Linked DNA regions of Mus musculus: region 1 is linked to region 2. Evidence: chromatin loops called from intact Hi-C (ENCODE). Cell type or tissue: left cerebral cortex. All regions are shown on one strand. Links, peaks and the distances in the headings refer to the core of each region. The heading gives the core; the rest is flanking DNA.

Evidence for each region. Hi-C counts contacts between places; a loop is a spot of excess contacts. Peaks named below come from ENCODE experiments on the same cell type or tissue, not always from the same donor. Only the 100,000 strongest peaks of a DNase experiment are listed, where the experiment ranks them.
Region 1: a loop joins it to region 2, with 2.0 times the contacts of the local background. A loop is called at or near these places in 6 of 42 quality-filtered maps.

The regions. Positions count from the first base shown.
Region 1 is chr6:116,102,785-116,113,638 of GRCm38, reverse strand. All of the region lies in intron 3 of Tmcc1 (transmembrane and coiled coil domains 1), which reads left to right. Among named protein-coding and RNA genes, the nearest start is that of Tmcc1, 85 kb to the left of the region's middle. In left cerebral cortex, for the core only: no CTCF peak of the experiment used is centred there; DNase peaks (open chromatin) are centred at 5,796 and 6,065; H3K4me3 peaks cover 1,828 bases; H3K27ac peaks cover 1,224 bases.
Region 2 is chr6:116,020,163-116,031,016 of GRCm38, reverse strand. Tmcc1 (transmembrane and coiled coil domains 1) reads left to right here. Exons shown (of 6, transcript NM_177412.1): 5 at 6,080-6,215; 6 at 8,616-10,854. The coding sequence ends at 8,930. Among named protein-coding and RNA genes, the nearest start is that of Plxnd1, 31 kb to the right of the region's middle. In left cerebral cortex, for the core only: no CTCF peak of the experiment used is centred there; a DNase peak (open chromatin) is centred at 5,296.

The sequences.
Region 1 (10,854 bases), core at 1,093-9,092, 83 kb before region 2:
GGGCTCACCTTCATATACCTTATAATTCCTTTGCTGGGATTTGAGAATTTGTAGAGATAGACAACTTTCCCAATCTTTGTGTTCTGACTTTTTGCATAGAAGTGTTTTTTCCAAATGGTTATGAGCCACTGTTTAGGTGCTGGGGACTGAACTCAGGTCTTCTACAAGAGCAGCCAATGCTTTTAACCACATCACTCCAACCCACAAACTGCTCATTTTTAATTTGTACGGGAGGCATCCTTAATGCATGAGAAACCAAGTGAAAGTAGAAAGTCAAGTAGCTCATATATAGTGTGAGAACTATATGCACTTGTATCAGTTTTCCAGACATCTCTGTGAGTTAAGAAGCAGCAGAAATAATGAGAAGCTGAAATGGATGAGGTTTCAGGAAAAACTAAGTTGTAGTTTTGGTCCTATCTTAGTATCAGCCATGAAGAAAAGCTGGCTCATGCAGGCTTGTATAGGAAGTGTTGTCTGTAGGAGCAGAAATGTGGGAAAACTCTAAAGGTCATTCAGAGTGGCTAGGTAGACTGCTCTTTGCCCATGCTGTGAGATATTTGACAGCAACAGAAAATGGTATATGGAAAATATGTAGGCCATATGTACTGAGAATAGCTTAGGAGTAAATTATTGGATTTTTAATTTTCAACATTTTATTTTGTATTTTAATTGACAAAATTAAACATTTTATCATATGCAGTGGTATTTTGATATATGTATATATGCACATATTGTGGAATAGATGAAGTAAGCTTATTATCATGGATATTACCACAGCTATATTTTTTATAGAAAGAACACTTAAAATTTGTTTTACAGAAAAATAATTATTGTTACTAATTTTAGGCACCATATTTTATTATATAACAGATTTCTTATCTAACTAAATTTTTTTATTTTGTGGCCAACATCTCCCCAGTTAATTCAGCATATTGAATTTTTTTAGAAAGGAGTTTGAAACCAGTTAGGAGGCTGAGGCAAGAAGGTAAAGAGGTCTAGGACAGCCTGATCTACGTGAGAAGAACCAGGGGATGGGAGGGTTGGAGAAGATACAGTATAAGCTGGATTAGAAAGCCAAACCAACAAATTTGTGACTACAGTAAAATTATGTTTTTGTAAGTACATATGTACACAAATTCATAATAAAGGATGTGGATTACAATGATTATAACAGCTAAGTACTCAAAAATTAATTGCAGATTTAAAAAAAATAAAAGCTCCCAATGGAAATTTATCAACTTACTACAATATTCTAATTGGTTTATGAATGAGTTTATCTTGATTAAAGGCATGTGCAACCATGCCCAGCATCAAACATTGCTTTTATTTAAAATAAATAAATAATAACCCTCAAGAGACTGGAGGCCCCAGGGAGTTTAGAGGTCAGGTGGGGTGGGGGATGGAAGCATCCACGTGGAGTTGGGGTGGAATGGGGAGGAGGTGTGGGATGGGAAGGGATGGGGAATGAAATATGGAAAGTAAAAAATGAATTACAAATAAAATTAAATTTAAAAAAAGCCAAATGTTTCAATGTATCTTAAATAACATGTAGAGATCAACATAAAAACTTGACCTGGTGGTGGCACACGCCTTTAATCCCAGCACTTGGGAGGCAGAGGCAGGCGGATTTCTGAATTCCAGGCCAGCCTGGTCTACAAAGTGAGTTCCAGGACAGCCAGGACAGCCAGAAACCCTGTCTCGAAGAACAAAAAACAAAAAACAAAAAAACAAAAAAAGAACTAACTTAACCTAGTAAGTGTGGCTGCTCCTTAACTTAGCTGCTATTAGGTTCTCAGGGTGTTTTTGGTTGGTTGGTTGGTTTTTGGTTTTTGTTTGGTTTGGTTTGGTTTGGTTTTTTGGGAGTTTTTTGGCTATGAACATAATTTAACTTCTTACAGCTTAATGAATTGTGCTTCTTCCAGGGCTGTTTAAAACTGACAGTTTCTTGGCCTTTTACAAATTACAGAAGTTAATTTGCTTCAGGTATCTGTTACCTATTAGGAGATTATCACAGCAAATTTGTTTTTACATAACAAAAATCAGTATCACCTCAGAGCTTGGATTGCATAAGAAACCCTACAACTGGTAGCATTATTGATGAAGATTTCTAAATATCGATTTCATCCTTTGCTTGAAAACCAGATAATGAAGAATCATATTTCTTTTGGAATAGTTTTTAGAAATTAGTTTACATATGTGTACAAATTTAAAATTAGTAAATTTTATTAGCATTTACATTCCTATTCTACAGATATTTAACAACCATTTCATACCTCTGTCTTTTCTTGTGCCCCCCGCCCCCACCCCCTGCCTTTCTCCTTTTGAGTAGGGTCTCACATAGCTCAGGCTGGTCTTGAACTTGAACTTTTGACCCTCCTAGATTCAGTCCCCCTAGTGCTGGGATCACAGACCTATGCCAGAATAAACTGTCTGTCTCATGAACTACTTTTGCTCTCATTCATTTACAAAATTCTTAGAGAAACTTGAATATTCAAACTTCCAGACTTTTTATATACCAAAGTTCATCACTGTTTATACCTCCTATCCCTGGTAGCACCATTGTCCCAGATTGAACGCTCCTAAGAGTGTTTCATCCCATTCCTAAATGTATGGCATCCAGAAGTCCTTGCTCTGAAATGATGTGTATTGCATAATAAAGTCTTACATTGAATAATTATGCTCTTACAATTTGATTGATTGATTGATAATTGGCTCTGCAGTTAGTTCTACTAGATTTTCACAAAAGGCTGGTTAAAATCTGCAGTGGAGTTGGAAGAATACAATTTGTTTCACAGAACTCTAAGACAGGACACCAAAGTGGTAAAGTACATAGCTAAAGTACGTTAGGTGTGTCCGGCTTAGATAACTCCCCTGTAACGTAGAATGTGGAAGTTCAAGTTCTCAAACTGTTCCTGAGCTTACTGGGGAGAGCAGAGTGGCCTTAAACTCACTAGGATCTATGTGCCCTGCCTCTCCAAGTTCTGGGATTAAAGCATATGCTATGCCCATCTACTTTCTTTGTTTCTTGATATATATTTACACGTGAATAGAAAAACAACTAAAGCTACATGTTGCCTTTATAAGGGTGGTGTTTAAGTGTGATTCAAAAGGAATCCGTTTTTTTTCTACAAAGTAATAAAAATCTACAAGTTTTTTTTAGCCAAACTGAGGATATACACAAAGACTATTGCCAGCTTTAGAAGTAGATTATTTGACAAGTAAGAGAAAAATATTGAGAGTTGGGGCAGAAATTTCAAAGACAAGCAGAAAACAAAATTGCTAAATGACTGATACTCATCTTCTTTACTCCTGATGGGCTATAATCTAGTTATGGAGTCTGTGTTTTTCCAGATATCTGAACCATTTGGAATGTATTTACATACTGTGATGGTCATTAACATAGTCATCACCTTTTGCTCCAGGAACTGAGTTCATCCCTTTAACTAGTTCACAAAGGGTGTGGGGCTCTAGTGATCCTATGGAGGACTCTTCTCTTTTTCCACAGAAATAGTTAAGTGTTGCCGATTTTTTTTCACAATCTACAAAAAGAAGGGCATTGTTAATTGAGTACTAGAATATGAGAGAGAGAGAGAGAGAGAGAGAGAGAGAGAGATTGAGATTGACTATAAAGCTGTGGTCTTTTGTGTCTCTCTTGATGTTATTTTGTTACCTTTGTTATAGTCTATTCATCCAAAAACAAAAACAAAAAAACAAAAAAAACAAGAACAAAACCAAAACAAACCAGAACAAAATAAGCCAGATTTGGAGATTTTTTTTTTTTCCCTAGTGGCTCAGGTAGTTAAGATTTTACTTTTTAAACTAAGGACTAGGTTTCACATTCATTCATAATGATATTTTAACATAATTAGTTGCATCAAAGCAATTAGGCTTTATTTTACTAGGCAAACAAATGAGTTTCCACAAGAAAGGCAATCAAGTTTGATCTTTTTAACCCTAAGTCTTATATTTTGGAACATTAAGCATTTACATTCCTTTCAGTTCAATTAAGATTCTTATTCTCTCCCTTTTTATTTACCCAGTGCTACCCAGTGCTGGATGCTTTAACAGTGAACTTAATCTCTAGTCTCCTCCCCTCCTCTGTTCATGATTGATACCTAATGTGTACTGTCTGTTGTCTTTTGACATTTTTTTTTTACCTGGTTCCATTTCTATTTTTGAATAGAAAGAATCTTAAAACTGTAATATGGGCTTGGTTTTAGATCACCATGTTTCCTGACACACATGTTCGTTCTCTCTCTCTCTCTCTCTCTCTCTTTCTCTCTCTCTCTCTCTCTCTCACACACACACACACACACACACACACACACACCTCTTTCCAAGCAGACTATTTTTTCCTTTTCCTTGGTGACAGGATCTCACTGTACAGTCCAAATTGACTTTAGCTCATGATCCTCTCTGTTCCATCTCCTGAGTGTGCTGGGATTAGAGGTGATGGGTCACCAAGTTCAGCTCCAGAGACTATTTCATTTTCTGTGAGAAGAAAAAGCAATTTCTGCAGAAGTTCACTCTAAGCCAACTAACTTTGCACTTTGAAATTATTTTAATCCAGTATGCCTCAACCTTGCTAATGCTGCTCTACCCCTTTAATACAATTTCTCATATTATGGTGACCCCCCAAGCATAATTTTCATTGCTACTTAATAACTGTAATTTCACTATTGTTATAAATCATGATGTAATAAATATCTGATATTCAGGATATTTGATATGTGACCCCGTGAAAGGGTCTCACAATCCCCAAAGGGGTCATGACCCACAGGTTGAGAACCACTGTTTTAATCTGTTTGTTTCAGATTCAGGTTATTTTGCATACTCTACATCATAAATATGGGCCATTTTCCACTATTAGTCATAGTTGCTCTAAGTTGTTACTTTTAAGCTTTGAAACTTATATTATTTTTTTAAGCAGGAAAACCCTTTTGTATTTATGACTTTTAAGAGGCAAGATTTATGTTTTTGGAGCCTGCCTTGGTTTAAATTTGGTGTAACTTGTCAGTGATGTCAAAGATACTATGTCTCTGTAGAATGAGATGAGAGCATCTTGCATTCTATTTGTAAGTAATTGGAAGCCAGTGCAGGGAACTGGAGTAATTAAGAATAGCCTTGCAAGAAACTTGATTTTGTTTTCAAATTAATTTTTCCACTTTTCTTGACTGAAGAATATAATAACATATAATAATTATATTGAGGTTTTAGAGAAGGTTCCTAATTTGTCTGAAAAGTCCTCTAGCACAAACTTGAAAGGGATGTTTTGAGAAGTCAGTGGGACAGTAGATGTGACTTCTGATTGTACATCTGGAGTTTACACCTACCAAAGCCACAAACCTAGTACAGGTCCTAGTCCTGCACACAGAAATAGAGAGCACTGTAGGCACTAAACCCGTGGATACCAAGTTCTGTCCTCATTTGGAAGAAGAGGCTGGCTCATTTAGAGGAAGAAGAGTGGCCAGCGATCTTTGGATCTCCCCTGAGGTTGTCACTTTCCGTTTCCCTTTATTTGAATAGATGCACTCTAAGCTGGTCTATTTGATTTGTGCGCCAGTTTTTTAAAATACTTTGTTCCAACAAGAGAGGCATTCACCTCTGGAGGCCGCCTTACCCTTTAACTTGAGCCCGGAGTTGTAGTCACCGTCCAAGTATGCTCCCTGCACCTGACATTCCTTCCCACTGGAGCCTTTCGGTGAATAAGAGGAAAGGCTCGGCCAATTATACTAGACAAAGCCGCACAGCTGCGAGTCAGCTGGGAGGAGTTTCCGTTTGGAGCTGGAGCTGGTGGCGGCTGGCGCTCCCACCTCCTTTTTCCCCCTCGCCACCATCCCCTTCTATTCTCAGGGATTACCTGGGTGGAGGCCGGGCTCTGACTCTCGAACCGGGCAGCAGATGCTGCCATACCGGCAGGTGCCACCCACCTCTAGCCTCCGCCTCAAGAGCAAAGACCGGAGGCTCAGGTGGTACCCGGCACCCTGCCTGAAGGTTGGCGGGAGGGGAAGGGGTGGTCCTTACGGCTGGACCCTCCAGCTGACACAGGAAGTGCGGGGAGAGCCTGGCACTGGGCTGGGATCCGCCCCGCCTGCCGCTCCTAGGCTGTGCTGTCTCCGCAGAACAATGAAGTGCTTCCAAGTTTGCTGAGACTCCTGGGGAATGCATCGAACTCTGTCAGCCTTCAAATGTGCCGCCAGTGACTTCCCCCAAGAAGCTGTGTTTTAATAAAAGAAGAAAAAGACACCCTTTCTGGGTAGATCGCTTTGTTAGGAGATCCTCACGACCATGGTCCAGCGCTTTAGCCTCAGGCGGCAGCTCTCCAAGGTGGGTCAGTTTTCTGGTGTGTCTTACTGGGAACTCTGGCTTCTGCAGGGTTTCCTTTTTTGATGGGACTTTTATGTCAAGCCTGCCTTTCTCTGGTGCTAAGGAAGGTCTGGGGAGGAAGCTCTGCCTTTTGTTCTTTGATCTGATGGACACAAAGCTGAAGGTTGCCTGCACTGCCAGCCCCAGGCTGTATGCCCCTAAAACTGTAGCTGTCATCTTCAAATCTGGACCAACTTGTCATATTTACCCCTGACAGTTTCAGAAGAATGTGGGTAGGTAGTAATTGTAGGTCAGATGTATATATTTAATTAGCAAAATAATAGCTTGTAAATCAACAGAAGAAAGCCTGCCTGCTCTGTGGAATCAGGACTTTCATACAAATTTCACTAAACTCAAAAAAAAAAAAAAAAAAAAAAAAAAGCACAAAACAGTTGAAGAAGCCAAAAGCCACAGGAAAATCTTAAAGGTGAGGGGTTGTGTAGAGACTTAGATACCTAGTAGAGTGTGTAGGAAGCCTTCCAGGGAAGCTGGTGGAGCAGCTCTTTAGAGAGTTCTAAAAAGTCAGTTTCACGGAACACTTTCAAATATAAAATAAAAAAGTGTAGTGCCCTTTAAGAAAAGGTAGTTTTTATCGGTGGGCTCTCGTGGGTGCGGGCCCGTATGTAGTTTTAGCTCTATCCTTAGTTAATGCAGAGGCTGTGTGGAAAGAGAAGGTAAGAGGTGAACTTTATTTCAGAAACCATTGTGTTCTTCATAGGCTTTATTTTAAAGACATGGCAGTTGGTGGCTAAATTGTGCCACAGTTCATTCCCTGTAGACAGAAGTATAAACAAACAGTCCATCTGTAGACATTCTTAACTTTTTTTGACTGATAATCAGAATTATCAACCTTGCAATGTGTTAGGATCCTGAGAGGAAATGTTAGCTGCCCACAGGTGACAGCAGTGTGACTGAAGCAGAAGGAGCTCCACACTTGCCCAGCCTCAGCTGTGTGAGCCTCATGTGTCAACCTGGCGGGGACTTTAGGAATATTGAAATGTGTCTTCCATCCTGTGTGCCTGCATGTGGAGGCACAGAAGGCCGCCATTTCTCCTAAACAATATGAAGAAGAATCCTGTGTTATTCCTTCAGTATTCTTTAGTGGTGTATTTTCAAAGATTTGGTACATGTAATAAGTAGATGCTATAGGGATTTTTGTGACACTGCTGCATAGGAAAGTCTTAACAGCTAAGGCCAAACAATAATCACTTAACTAGAATATAACTCTATTCTGGATATTTTGCTGCTGATGCTTCTCTCCAGGTTATTATTTTTAGCTTTAACTACTCCTCAGTGATTATTGTGTGTTACTGTGACGTACTTACACAGGGGCACTTAGGGGTAGGAGCACGGTCTACGTAGAATCAGGGACGGGAAGAAAGCACAGTCTACATATAATTGGTGAAGGATGGGTGCACAGTCTACTATAGAGAATCAGGGAAGGGATGGGAGTACAGTCTACATAGAATCAGGGTGAGCAGAGCAGTTCTTCCACTCACCTTAACGGTGTTTTCAGTTCTTGTTATAAATGGTTGTGAAAAAGCCTTAGGGAATGTGTGCCCTTGATTCAGTGGTATTCAGTGGTGAGCACCATTTGTAAGGCACTTTGAGCATGAGGAAGAACCTGAATAGAATGTCACTGAATTTTTCCCATGCTCACTGAGATTTAAAGACCTCACTACCTCTGCTCTACCATACAAGTAGTTTTGCTAATCAAAAAGAATCGTGTACAAGAATATAATTTTCTTAATATCTCAGTGTTTTAATAGGAATTTGTGTCAGAAAATTTGTGGAAGGAAATATTTGTAAAGGTTTGTGGTGGATTTAACCTCCATGTCTATTGATCCTGAATTCACTTGCCATGTGATTCCTGTAGACTATTCATTGTTCACCGATGGGCTAAGAAAAAAAGAAGGGAAACATAAAGGTACAGGAGGAGTAAAGCTCATCTCTCTTAGTACCTTTCATTTCTAGCATTTGGAAGGCAGACACAGGCAGATCTCTGTGAATTCAAGGGCTTCCTATTCTAGGTAGCTAGTTCTAGACCAAACAGGACTACATGATGTCAGAACAAACAAGAACTCTTTATCCCGAGAAAGTGTGTTTGCTGAGCTCCTTGAGCAGATCCCAGCTTCTTTGCTATTTCAGATCATTTTCCTCCTTGCTAGTTTCCCCCCCTGTACGTTACTAAAGAGAAATTCACTAAGGAAACTGTTCAACATCTCCTAGATGAGCCAAAATGATCTAGCACCTTCCAGTGTGGGAATTTCACTTAGTTCTCCTATTGATTCATAAGTTGATTGATGTTTCAGTGCCTTTTGATTTTACTTTTGAGTGATAACTATTTCTCAGCATTGAAAAAGTAAAAAAAAAATATAAATGAGATTTTGCTTCCAACCATATCTTTTTATGGCAATCACAGCCCTACATCCAAAGGTAGCATGTTTTTGTTTTTTAATTCTTTGTTTATGTAAACATATATAATTTTTTTAGCTTTATTACATGAAAGAAAAACAAATAAGGCAATGCTTGTTGTCAGCTTTACCTTTTAGACACACTCTGAATAGATTCCACTTAGTTCAGGTTTCATATTTTCATTCAAAGTGGTTAACCTCAGAGATGCCCTCCTTCCCTTTCTCCATTCCTGTCTACCTGGTAGTTCCTTCTGGAATTGAGATTATAGGTGTGCAACACCATGCTAAGCACTCAGAGTACTTTATGTACCTTCAATCTTGATGATTTCTCTTGCCGCCATACCAGATTTTCTTCCCATTCCATCTGAGAACTTTGTTATATGTAAGTCTTTCATATGGTGGAAACCCAGAAAATATGTGCAGTTATGCCTTGAGTTTGCCCTTAAAGGGAATACTAAGGTTTGGTGCCAAGGTCCTTCCCAGTTTTGTTGTTGATTTGCTGAGAACAATCTAGGTGTATAAAGCAACTAATGATATTTTAGTCCACAAATACCCTTTCCACATTTCATAGTGTCCTGTTTTGCTACCAGTTTGTTGTCAGCAAAAGAAACTTTGGAGTTATAGCTATTCTCTAAAAATATGGATTATTCATAATAACTTGAATTTTCAGTAAAAACTATTTTTTCTTCAGAAGTCATTTATTGAATTTTTTTTGGCTGTATGTATATAGTGGCATACATGACTTTCTTAATCTTACTGTAAATGTATTCTTATCAATAAAAATAAAATGGATCTTTTATTACTATACTGAATAGATTAATTAACATCATTTATGAGTATTCTTTATAAAGGGCTGGGGAAGTAGCTCAGTGACTAAGAGCATTTGCTCTACAAGCATAAAGACCTGAGCTAGAACTCCCAGCTCGTGCATTAAAACCCAGGAATGACTAGGTGCTTCTGAAATCCCAGCACTGAAGCAGAGAGAGACAGGTCATGAAAGTTCACTTATCTTTCATTATAACCAGAACTGTGAGCCTGTCTGAAAGGACATAAAACAGAGAGTGATAGAAGATAATCTGGCATTCTCTCTTATTACCTCTCGATAGACATATGTACTCGCACACTCATGTGCATGTAGTACACACACACACACGGAGTGGGGCTAAATCATGTTATGTTTATTTTACTACAATTAAAAATTTGTGTGTGGCTGAGCAGTAGTGGCACATGCCTTTAATCCCAGTGCTCAGGAGGCAGAAGCAGACAGGTTTCTATGAGTTGTAGGACAACCTGCTCTAAATAGTTCTAGGACAGCCAAGACTACATGGAGAAACTATGTCTCAAAAGAAAAAGAAAAAAAAATTGTGTGTTATAGGGGCAAGGTATAGATGTGAAGGTCATAGGACAAACCATGGAAGTCAGTTCTCTCCTCCACCATGTATGTGGGTCCTAAGGTTCAAACTCACGATTGTTTTCAGACTTGACAGCAAGTGTCCTTACCCACTGACCCACCTCACTAGCCTCTACTATTTTTAAAAAATATAGTAAACTTGCCTTCTCAATGATAAACACTGTGGATACAGCAAATGATACAGTATTATGTGATTACAACTTCAAGTATATAGGTTGGGAGTCAGTATTGGGTTGGTGCTTCCAAGCAGTAGACATGCAGCATCTCTTTTTGTCATCATCTCTTTTTTTTTTTTTTTGTCCCTTTCATTTAAATTGTCCTTGTTAAATCTATATACTGCTCAACTTCTTAGTTTGAAATGAAATACTTTGCATTTGTATTTTATTAGAAGGTAAATGTTGCATTTTCCTGATAATCATTGACTTGTGTTTTAGGAGGCTTAAATCAGATAGTGCTGTGTGACTGGTTGCTGTGCACATATCACTATGCATTCTGAAATTTGAACTCATCAAGTATAATATATAAAATACTTCTGATGAATTACAAAACCCAAATAGGAATACTAATGGCATTCTGATGCAGTAAATGAGAACTTTAATAAGATACATTTTGAACATGCACCTATGTCAAGGGTAGAGAATGGTTCTCATATGCAAATACAAT
Region 2 (10,854 bases), core at 1,048-9,047:
TTTCCAAGGCAAGTCTCACTATGTAACTCTGGCTGTCCTGGAACCTACAATGTAGACCAGGCTGACCTTGATCTCACAGTGATCTACTACCTCTAACTCCCAAGTGCTGGGATTAAAGTCATGATTCACTACACCCAACACCCAGTAGTATATAAACACCAGAAAGTATGTGAAATGGGCTGTGATTCAAGAGACTGTGGTGCAGCCCTGTCACCATGCACCCTACTAGACGCCACCACCCTGTTCCCTTCCTAGCTCCAATTACTGACCATGCCCAAGAATTACTCTGGCTTTTGGTTTTGGGTTGGACCCAGAGCTCACTAAATATACATTACCACTGAGCTTTACCCCGGCAAGACCAGGAGTTAGTATCGTTTTAAGGGGCTGGAGAGATGGCTGATGGCTCAGCAGTTAAGAGCATTGACTGCTCTTCCAGAAATCCTGAGTTCAATTCCCAGCAACCACATAGTGGCTCACAGCCATCTGTAATAGGATCCAATGCCCTCTTCTGGTATGTCTGAAGACAGCTACAGTGTGCTTGTATAAATAAAATAAATAAATCTTTTTAAAAAAAGAATACTATTTTAAATTTCAATGCCCTTTTGGTAAACAAAGGCAATGAAGAAAGCTACACATTCAAAATAGTAGACTATTTAATAGAGTGTTCACCTAGTATGTATAAGGCTCTAAGTTCTAGCACACACATCGTACCAAAAATAAATAGTTTAAAAACATAGTATATTTGTAAAACCTTACAGTCTCTGATGAATTTAAGTTTTAGCAGATCACGTCCATAGCTGACACCTGTCCCAGAATCCCTGAGACGATGAGAAGAAAAGGCAGAGGTCCACAAGCATAGGGGGTGCTGTTCTATAACAGCAGGATGGAAAGAGCACAACAGACGTTCTGTCGAGGGTAAAGAAGGACTAAATAGGGTTTAATAACATGATAAAATGATCAGATTGATTATTTAAATTAAAGTTTATTTCTTTTTTTTAAAGTTTATTTATTTATTATATGTAAATACACTGTGGCTGTCTTCAGACACACCAGAAGAGGGCGTCAGATCTTGTTACGGGTGGTTGTGAGCCACCATATGGTTGCTGGGATTTGAACTCATGACCTTCAGAAGAGCAGTCGGTGCTTTTACCCGTTGAGCCATCTCACCAGCCCTAAAGTTTATTTCTTAAGGAGTAGAAGTAAATAGAATATAATTATTGTTTATTATATGATAATTAAAAAGGGATAAGAGAATAGAGTGGTGACTCTGGCTAAGAATATTCACTATGCAAGCTTAGGAGCTGAGTTTGGATCCTCAACACTCAAGTGAAAAAGACAGATATGAGGTCAGGTATGGAGACACATGCCTTTAATCCCAGCACTCGGGGACTCTATAAGGTCCAGACCAGACAGGACTATATAGTGAGACCTTGTCTCAAGAAAAAAATTAAAGAAATAAAAAATAAAAGGCATATTTGGCTGCATAGGTGCTGTCACCCAAGCTCTACTAGAACAGAGACAAAAGAATCCCAGAGGCTCATTGGTTAGCTGTCTAGCTGATTAATGAGCTGCTCCGAGTCCAGAGAAGAGCTGAATGTGACACCCAGTATCTTCCTCTGACCTTCACATATGTGTTCTCATGGACTGCTTGCTACAGACAGACAGACCCACATTCACATACACACATGCAAAGATGCAGAGACACAGAGAAACACAGATGCTGCAACATAAAATTATCTTAGAGAAATTTTTGTATTCCTTAAAAGTGGATAAACTCGCCAGGCAGTGGTCGCGCACACCTTTAATCCCAGCACTTGGGAGGCAGAGGCAGGCGGATTTCTGAGTTCGAGGCCAGACTGGTCTACAGAGTGAGTTCCAGGATAACCAGGGCTATACAGAGAAACCCTGTCTTGAAAATTAAAAAAAAAAAAAAAAAAAAGTGGATAAACTCAGCCACACATGGTGATAGATGCCACAAATCCTAGAATTCATAGATAGAGACAAGAGGATCACAAATTCAAGGCCATCCTGGGCTAAAAAGAAATACAAAACTTTGTATATCATAGGTGTGAGTAGTAATAAGAGTAAGGTTGTAGCTGTAGTCCAGTAATAGAGGCCTTGCCAGGCATGCATAGTGATAGCTTCCTTCCACTGTACGACCAAAAGAAGAAAGAAGAGAAGGTAGGAGACTGGAGAAAGGAAGAAAGGAAGGAAAGGAAAGAAAAGGCAAGCAGGCAGGCTTACATGTATGTGTATGCTTGTGTGCACTAGAGATAATAAGATGAATAAAACTAGCCTTCCTCCCAGGAACATTCTCTGTTTTCATTTTGTAGCTTCTCAGGCAGACGCCAGCCCTTACATATGCCAAATATGATAGTTTGAATAGGAATGCCCACAGTAGAAGTGTGTTTGAATACTTGAGTGGCAGGGAATGGCACTATTTAAAGGTGTGGCTTTGTTGGAATAGGTGTAGTCTTGTTGGAGGAAGAGTGTCACTGTGGGGTTGGACAATGAGACCCTCCTCCTAACGACGTGGAGCCAGTATTCTCCTGTCTGCCTTTAGATGAAGATGTAGAACTCTTAGCTCTTCATGCACCATGCCCTTGGATGCCTTGACGATAATGAACTGAACCTCTGAACCTGTAAGCCAGCCCCAATTAAATGTTTTCTTTATAAGGGCTGCCTTGATCATGATGTCTCTTCACAGCAGTGGAAACCCAGACTAAGATACTTAGGGTTTTATTGCTATGAAGAGGTACTATGACCAAGGCAACTCTTACAAAGGAAAACATTGAATTGGATCTGGCTTATAGGCTCACAGGTTAAGTTCATTATTGTCATGGTGGGAAGCATAGTGGCATGCAGGCAGACATGATACTAAAGGAGGAGCTGAGAGTTCTACATTCTGATCTGCAGACAAAAGAAGTGAGTGCCACAGCTCACCTAGCTTGAGCATGTATGAGATCGAAAGCCCACCCCCACAGTGACACACCTCCTTCAACAAAGCCACACCTACTTCAACAGGGCCGAGATTCCAAATAGTGCCACTACCTGGCCCAAGTATATACAAACCACCACATTCCATTCCCTGGCCCCCATAGGCTGGTTCAAACACATGAGTCTATGAAGGCCATACTTACCCATAGCATAATAAAAAATATGTTAGTCCAACTTCTAAAGTCTCCATAGTCTATAGCAGTCTCAACAGTGTTAAACGTCCAAAGTTCAAAGTCTCTTCTGAGATTCATGCAATCTCTTAACTGTAATCCCCAAAGTAAGACAGAAAACCAGCTGGTCAAACTCCAAACTCTGCATCTCCATGACTGATGTCAAAATGGTCTTCAAATCTCCAACTTCTTTTTCATCTTGTTGACTGCAACAAACTTCTCCTGAGCTGGTTCCACTCCCTGTTAGCAGCTTTCCTCAGCAGATATCCCATGATTCTAGCATCTTGAACATCTTGGGGTCTCCAAGGCAACTTCAGTGTTACAGCTTCTTGTTGCGATGTCTGGGATCTAGACATGATCTTCTGGGGTCCTCCAAAGGGATGGCATCACTTCTCCAGCTCTGCTGTCTGTAGCACTGTGGGCTCTGGTTGATTCCACCCCACTGCTGCTTCTGTTCTTGGTTATCATCCTATGGTACTGGCATCTCCAGTACACTGGGGTCTTCCACTGCAAATAGGTTTTACCAGTAGCCTCTCATAGGCTCTCTTCATGATGCCAAGCCAAACTTCTTTGCATGACCCCTTCAGTCCTGGGCTGTCAGCTGCAACTGAAGCTGCACCTTCACTAATGGCCTTCCTTAGCCTCTCACAGTGCCAAGCCTCAGCTGCTCCCCATGACCCCTTCATACCTTCAAAACCAGTACCACTAGAGTGACTCTTATACATTACTGAGTCCAGCTACAGCACAAAGTACAGCCTTGGCTATCTCTGGAACACAGCTTCTTTGTGCTCTCAGAAAATACTTCCCAGAAGATTTCACCTCAGTGATACTGGTCTCTTAATCACTGCTAATTTCTTAGCTCCAACTAACCTATATGAATTGTCCAAGTAATGCCTTTTATTTTTGACTCTAAAGCCAGAGCCGCATGGTTGAAGCCTCTGAGTTCTGCTCCTTGCTGGAGCTGGAGCATAGCCCCCTTGTTCTATTACATTATCACCAGTTTTCTGTTTTCCAACTCCTTCACTGCCTAAACTTGGCTGTCCTGGAACTTGCTCTGTAGAATGACCCTGAACTCAAAGATCTACATAGCTCTTGTCTCCTGAATTCTGGGATTAAAGGTGTATACCACCATGCCTGGGCCTAAACTTTTCATTATCACTGTTCTTCAAGATCTGGATCACAAGTGCACTACTCCATTTCTGGATTATAGTTAATTTCATATTAAAAGTCAAAACTATTCCTTGTTCAACTGCAAAACACAAATAAGCTTAACTGGGTAAGCACAGCTTCCTTATCCTCTTTATCTCCTTGAACACAGGATTCAGCTCCATTTTTCTTTCTGGTGCCCCTTTATTATTTCTTGAACCATACATTTTATATTTTTTTCTTTTTAAGCTTGCTATGCTTGATCAAAGTGTTCTTTAGTTAGTCATGAGACTAAACCAGAGAACAAAATCTCTGTTGGGCTTTTTTTTTTTTTTTTTTAGATTTCCTTTGCCAATGCAATTAATATAAATCTCTATACCTTAGCCTCAGGTAGATTCTTCAAATAAGAGCAAAAAGCAGTCACATTCTTCAAAATACCACAGAAATAGTCTGTAGGCCACATACTGAAATTCTTCTCCACTGAAATCTCTTGGGCCAGGTCTGGACAGTTCAAATCACTCTGAGCTACAAAGTCGTCCATATTCCTACTAGAATTTCTCATTAAGCCCCACTTAAAGCATTCCACTGCTTTCCAAATCTAGAGTCCCAAAATCTACATTCTTCCAAACAAAAGCTTGGTCAGGCTTATCACAGCAATACCCAAGTCCCTGGTACCAACTTCTGTCCTAGGGTTTCTGTTGCTGTGAACAGACACCATGACCAAGGCAGCCAATGATAAAGACAACATTTAATTGGGGTTGGCTTACAGGTTCAGAGGTTCAGTCCATTATCATCAGGGTGGGGGCATGGCAGCATCCAGGCAGGCATGGTGCAGGAGGAGCTGAGAGTTCTACATCTTCATCTGAAGGCTGCTAGCAGAATACTGACTTTTACGCAGCTAGAATGATAGTCTTATAACCCACACCCACAATGACACACCTACTCCAACAAGGCCATACCTTTAAATAGTCCCACTGGGCCAATTATATTCAAACCACCACACTAAGACACCAACCTCATTCCTGTTTTAACACCTCCCAAGCTTCTGTTTCTATCATTCAGGCTTTCTCTCTCATTCTTGAAGAGAGTTAAGAAGTCTTTCCTGACCCTCCACTAGGCATTACCATAGCTCCCTGCCAGTCTTGGCTACATGAAATCCTACTGATGTTTTTCTGTCTCCCCTTTCCCTGTAGAATGAACGACAGGCAGATGTTTTTTCTTGCTTACCACAGTGACCCAGTACTTTGAGTATGCCTAGCATGCAGCAGACTCTCAATAAGTGGATTGACAAATGTCCCAAGCACTCATTGCTTGGCCATGAGGATGATGGACCCCACTGGCTCTGGCTTTCTGGGGCTCCAAATCACAAACATCTGGGTGAGTAAGTTATCAAGTGTTGAAATAAGTTAGTGCTAATAGTGAGGAGGTCCATTTCCATTTGTTCACTGATTCTCTCCCAATGAGATTTCCTTAATGAGTTTCTGTTTCCTCCATACTCAGAGCAGACTAAGAACTACTTCAGCATCACAGGTGCACAGAGCTAACCAGGGCTGTGGAGAAAACTGGAAAGTCGTGATGCTGTAGGATGGCTCTGTGACAGCTGCCTTTCTGGAGACTGAAAGCTACAACTGCTGGCACACAGTAGTCTGGGCTTGCTCAAGCTCTGGGCTTCTGTTTTCTCTTATAGAAAGGATTTAGGAATCCATCTAAATTATATCAGGGAGGATGCAAAATGTTTAAAACTCCAACCTTCCTTCCTTTCTTAGATGTGAGCGACTGGAAGAGCAGCTGAATGACCTGACAGAGCTGCACCAGAATGAGATCCTGAACTTAAAGCAGGAGTTGGCCAGCATGGAAGAGAAAATCGCCTATCAGTCATATGAACGGGCCCGGGATATCCAGGTTAGTATGAACAATAAGTAAGAAACAAGAAAGGAAGAAAATGGGCAAAGACAGGAGTCTGGAGAGTCAAGAAAAGTTCCTATCAGTTGGAACACACCTGCCTTGACCCAGTAAAGTCCATGCCATTTGGGGAGGTATAGCTCTAGATACTGACAGATGTCTTAGAGACAGAGCAGTCCCTGAGAAAAATTAGAATATCTCATCATTGGTTGCTGCCCTGGAGCTCTTCAGACAGTGCTCCCGGCCATCTTGCCTATCTTTTGCTTCTATATAAAGGGCATTTGTCCCTAATCTCTAACAGGTGGCACATTACATGGCTTGTGAGAATCCTCCATTGTTTGTTTGTAGGTTTGTGAGAAATCCCAGCAGTGAAGTTGAAGGTAAACAGTTGATTTCACTTCTCTATGGGGAGAAGTGAAATATTGGGGTTTCTCTGGTTTCTATGGAGATTCTCTCAGAGGTCATGGTCGGTTTTATGAGGCACATTGAAAGAAGCTAGTATATAGAATAGGAACTTGTAGAACACCTACCCATAGGAATCAAGGTACTGTCCTGACTGTTTGCCCAGCTGACATCTTTTTTTATGTTCTTGAATCCTATTTACATTTTTTTTCATCCCAAGTTAGTTCTGGAGTGAGTAGCATCCATTATCCACTCTTGAGCTAGCTACAGCCTGATGCTATCTGGACCTTACCTTACATCCTAGGAAACCAAATTGAACTCAAGGCTGAAAAAAATCCCATGGTTGCAACCACTAGTTGTCTTGGGAGGATGTCTGTCATTACTAGGGGAGAAGGTTTGGTTTCCTGAGTGGTGGAATGCAGTTTACATAAGGCCTTAGGGAGAGCAGGTCACTTTAATGCCCTCAGTAGAGTGTGATCATAGTATCTATCCATCTCAGAGACTGACCTGAAAAGGAACTGTGCCCTCCTTACAGCAGGGTCACAATTCCCTTACTCCAATTATGGATCCTTTTTGACCTAAAAACATCAGGTAATGTGTGAGTGAAGCACACTACATCATTGTTAGAGTGGAAAAATATCAAAAAAAAAAAAAAAAAAAGTCCTATAGAGGGACTTAACTGCTGGTAAAGTGTGACATACCCATACTATGAAATGTTGCATAGTAAGTAGCTTAGAAAAAAAATAAGCTAGAGCTAGGGAGATGGCTCAGTTGGCAAAGTATTTGATTCATAAGTTCAGATTCCCAGAACCCTCATAAAAAGTCAGACGTGGGAGCCAGCTAGAAGTCACAACATAAAAAGGGTGCTTACTATGTAAGCTTGACAACTGAGTGGAAGGCGGGAACTAGTTCAGTCCTCAGATTTGTCCTTTAAACTCTATACTTAGCCATGGCACACCCACAAATATGCAAACACACACATACTATAACAACAACAGCAATAAATGTAAAACCAGGCACAGTGTCATGCACTTGTTATCCCAGCAATGGCAAGATGAGACAGGAAAAACCTTGGAGCTTACTGGTCAGCTACATGGCAAAGTTGCAACTAGTGAAAGGCCCTGTCAGAAACAAATAGTGAAAGGTACCAAAGGACCACAATTGTCTTCTGACCATCACATGAACATGCACCCGTGTCCATGTGCATGTCTATACACACAAGAATAAGGTGGATCCATGTATTTTGGACATGGTGTGATCAAGACCCTCTATTAAGCAGAAAGAGAGAGAGAGAGAGAGAGAGAGAGAGAGAGAGAGAGAGAGAGAGAAAATAAAAAGGAATAAGTTATGGATCCGTTCAAGTAGAATACTGTGCACGTTATGGTAGGAAACGCCTGTAATAACCCCGTGCTGGGCAAATCCACACGTACAGTTAAATACAGGTAAAGGGTAAGCGTCCCAGTCTGACGGCGCTGCCAGAGTAGCAGGGACTAGAACTGAGAACACTGAGAGGCTGTGTTTAGAGGCAAACACGTGGATATGTCTTGTGTACCTTAGACTTATAATTTCTAAAAGGATAAAATTCATATAATTGAGGTCTTCTCATTAAAATGTTCTAGGCCACTCAGGAATGATGGCACATGCCTATGATCTAAGCATTCAGGAGATGGAGGCAAAAGAATCAGAAGTTCAGGGTATCTCAGCTATGTAGCGAGCATATAAGAGACTCTTGTCTTAAATAAATAAATTAAGTAAATAAATTCTAGGCAAAATAAATCCTAGTATGTCCCCTGCTCCCCATAGTTGTTCTCCTAGGAGTGCAGTAGACGGGATGGGAATAATGTCACCTGCGAGTGCTGTGCATCTGGCTTTTCATATCCAGGGCTTATATATAGCTGTTTGAAATCGTTGTCGTGGCTCAGGATGCACCTGGCTCCAGGGCATATCCAGCTGTACTTCTGAGAGTAGAAGCCTAATCATCCCCTGTTTGGCCCACAGGAGGCTCTGGAGGCCTGTCAAACCCGCATTTCCAAGATGGAGCTGCAGCAGCAACAGCAGCAGGTGGTGCAACTGGAAGGGCTGGAGAATGCCACTGCCCGAAACCTTCTGGGCAAACTCATCAATATCCTCCTTGCTGTCATGGCAGTTCTCTTGGTCTTTGTGTCAACAGTAGCCAACTGTGTGGTCCCCCTCATGAAGACACGCAACAGGACGTTCAGCACTTTATTCCTAGTGGCTTTCATTGCCTTTCTTTGGAAGCACTGGGATGCCCTCTTTAGCTACGTGGACCGGCTCTTCTCACCCCCCAGATGATGCTGGCATGGAACGCAGTGCTCTTCACCGTCTGGCGAGTGCATGCCAAGAGAGCTAGACAGCAGCATTACCCACTCTGAAGTTTTCTACAAGAGAGTTGAGTGAATCTGTTTACATTTAGGATAATGTTTTTTTCTTCAAAAGACGCAATTGCAATAGTATTTTTTAGATTTTATCCAAGAAGTTTTTTGGGCAAAAATCTTGGATCATTTTTATGTAGCATGATTTTCCTTGGGATGCAAATCTGAAACAGTCCTTTAACATGAACAATCTGCAGCACACTGAAGGGCATTCTGAATTGAAGCTTGGAGAACTGCACTAAACCCACTAAACAGATGCAAAAACCTGACCAGGCCCAACACCCACCCTGCCTGGCTCCTCTCCTCATCCAGACTAACTCTACTGTGAAGTCCCACCACATTCCAGGTTGGAATTTTAGATTCAGGGTGGATTTTCCCTGCCGTGGAAGAACACAGGCATCTCCCTAGCTTTCTCACGCTAACCCTGAAGTATGATCACTTCTGAACCTGCTCCTTTCTTAACTGCCAGGATTGGAAGCAAGAGCATCAAGCCCATAGGATGACTGCGCAATCCTGTTCAGTATTGTGAAGTAGCCCTTAATCCTAACTTTTAAGCAAAATCCCTTGGCCGCACTTTTAAGGTTTGGTTGTTTTTTATATATATATGTGTATAGTTACCAACTTAAAAATAAAAAATCCGAACAACATACTTGAAGAATGTAATACTCAAACTCTCAGTGCTTCCTTATAATTTCTAATAGAATTTTTTATTATTGTTATTATTATTGGGGTTTTTTTGGTTGGTTGGTTGGTTGGTCGGGTTTTTTGGGGGGTGAAGGGGACTGGGTTGGGAGGGTCTTTTATTTTTTTCCTCTGAAATAAAGCAGTGCTGTTTTCAAATGAAGCCGTGTGGATATTTCAGCGTGCTGCTCCCTGTTGTCTGGAAACAGTTGAGTTGGAGCCTGTTGCCAATGCTGCCCTCTGCCACCCTGTGGCTGCCCTGGCTCTCTGGTCTCTATCACCCACACAGCACCATCTCCCCGGCTTGGCTTGGTTAGAATGGTGAGGGGTTTACAGGGTAAGGGGACAAGACTACACACACTAGCGTGGTAGGACTAGATTTTTGTTTTCCCCACCAAGTAAATGTTCACCTGTGACCTTGGGCTGGGATTCTCTTTAGGAAAAAAGGCTACTACTATGTTATGAGAGTCAAAAATAACTCCTTGTGTTTGCTTAATTTATTGTTTAACACCCCCTAACTGCCGAAACCAAAGTGATACGGAGTCGTCTTGTCTGCATTTTGGCCTCAGCATCATTAACTTCAAAGCTTTATTCTGTCTGCCTGAGAGGATCCATGGAAGATGATTCTCCCAAAAAGCAGAAAAAGAAATGTCAGGTTAGAAGGACCCAAGTTCTAGGTGCACACTTTTGCAAGCTTCCTACAAGCCCAGACTGACTTACACTAACCTAACTGCTCAGTGGCTGTCTAGAGACACTTTAGGAAGATAAACTGAGCTTGATCCTCATCATATAGCCAGTTCCATCACTCAGGTAGTGCCTGAATCAACCTTCAGAGCCTGATTAGTCACATATCATTGGAGGTCAAACGCCATTTCCAGTGGCCTCTCTGTGTGCCCACATGATGCAAAGGGGTCATGTACTATGCCCTGGACAAAGAAGTATGTTTTGCCTATGTCCCCATACCAGGACCTTCTTTCAGAACGAGGGTAGTATTACCCTATCTGTTGGAAAGGATGGTTTACATAGCAGTTCCAGCCTCCTTTTGCTTTGGCCAGTTGGCCTTCTCACTTTGATAGTTTAACTCAGGTACCCAGTCTTCACTCCATCCCCAGGTGCTTGTTCACCTCATTAATGAGCACCTAGAGCAAGGACCAAAAGAAGGA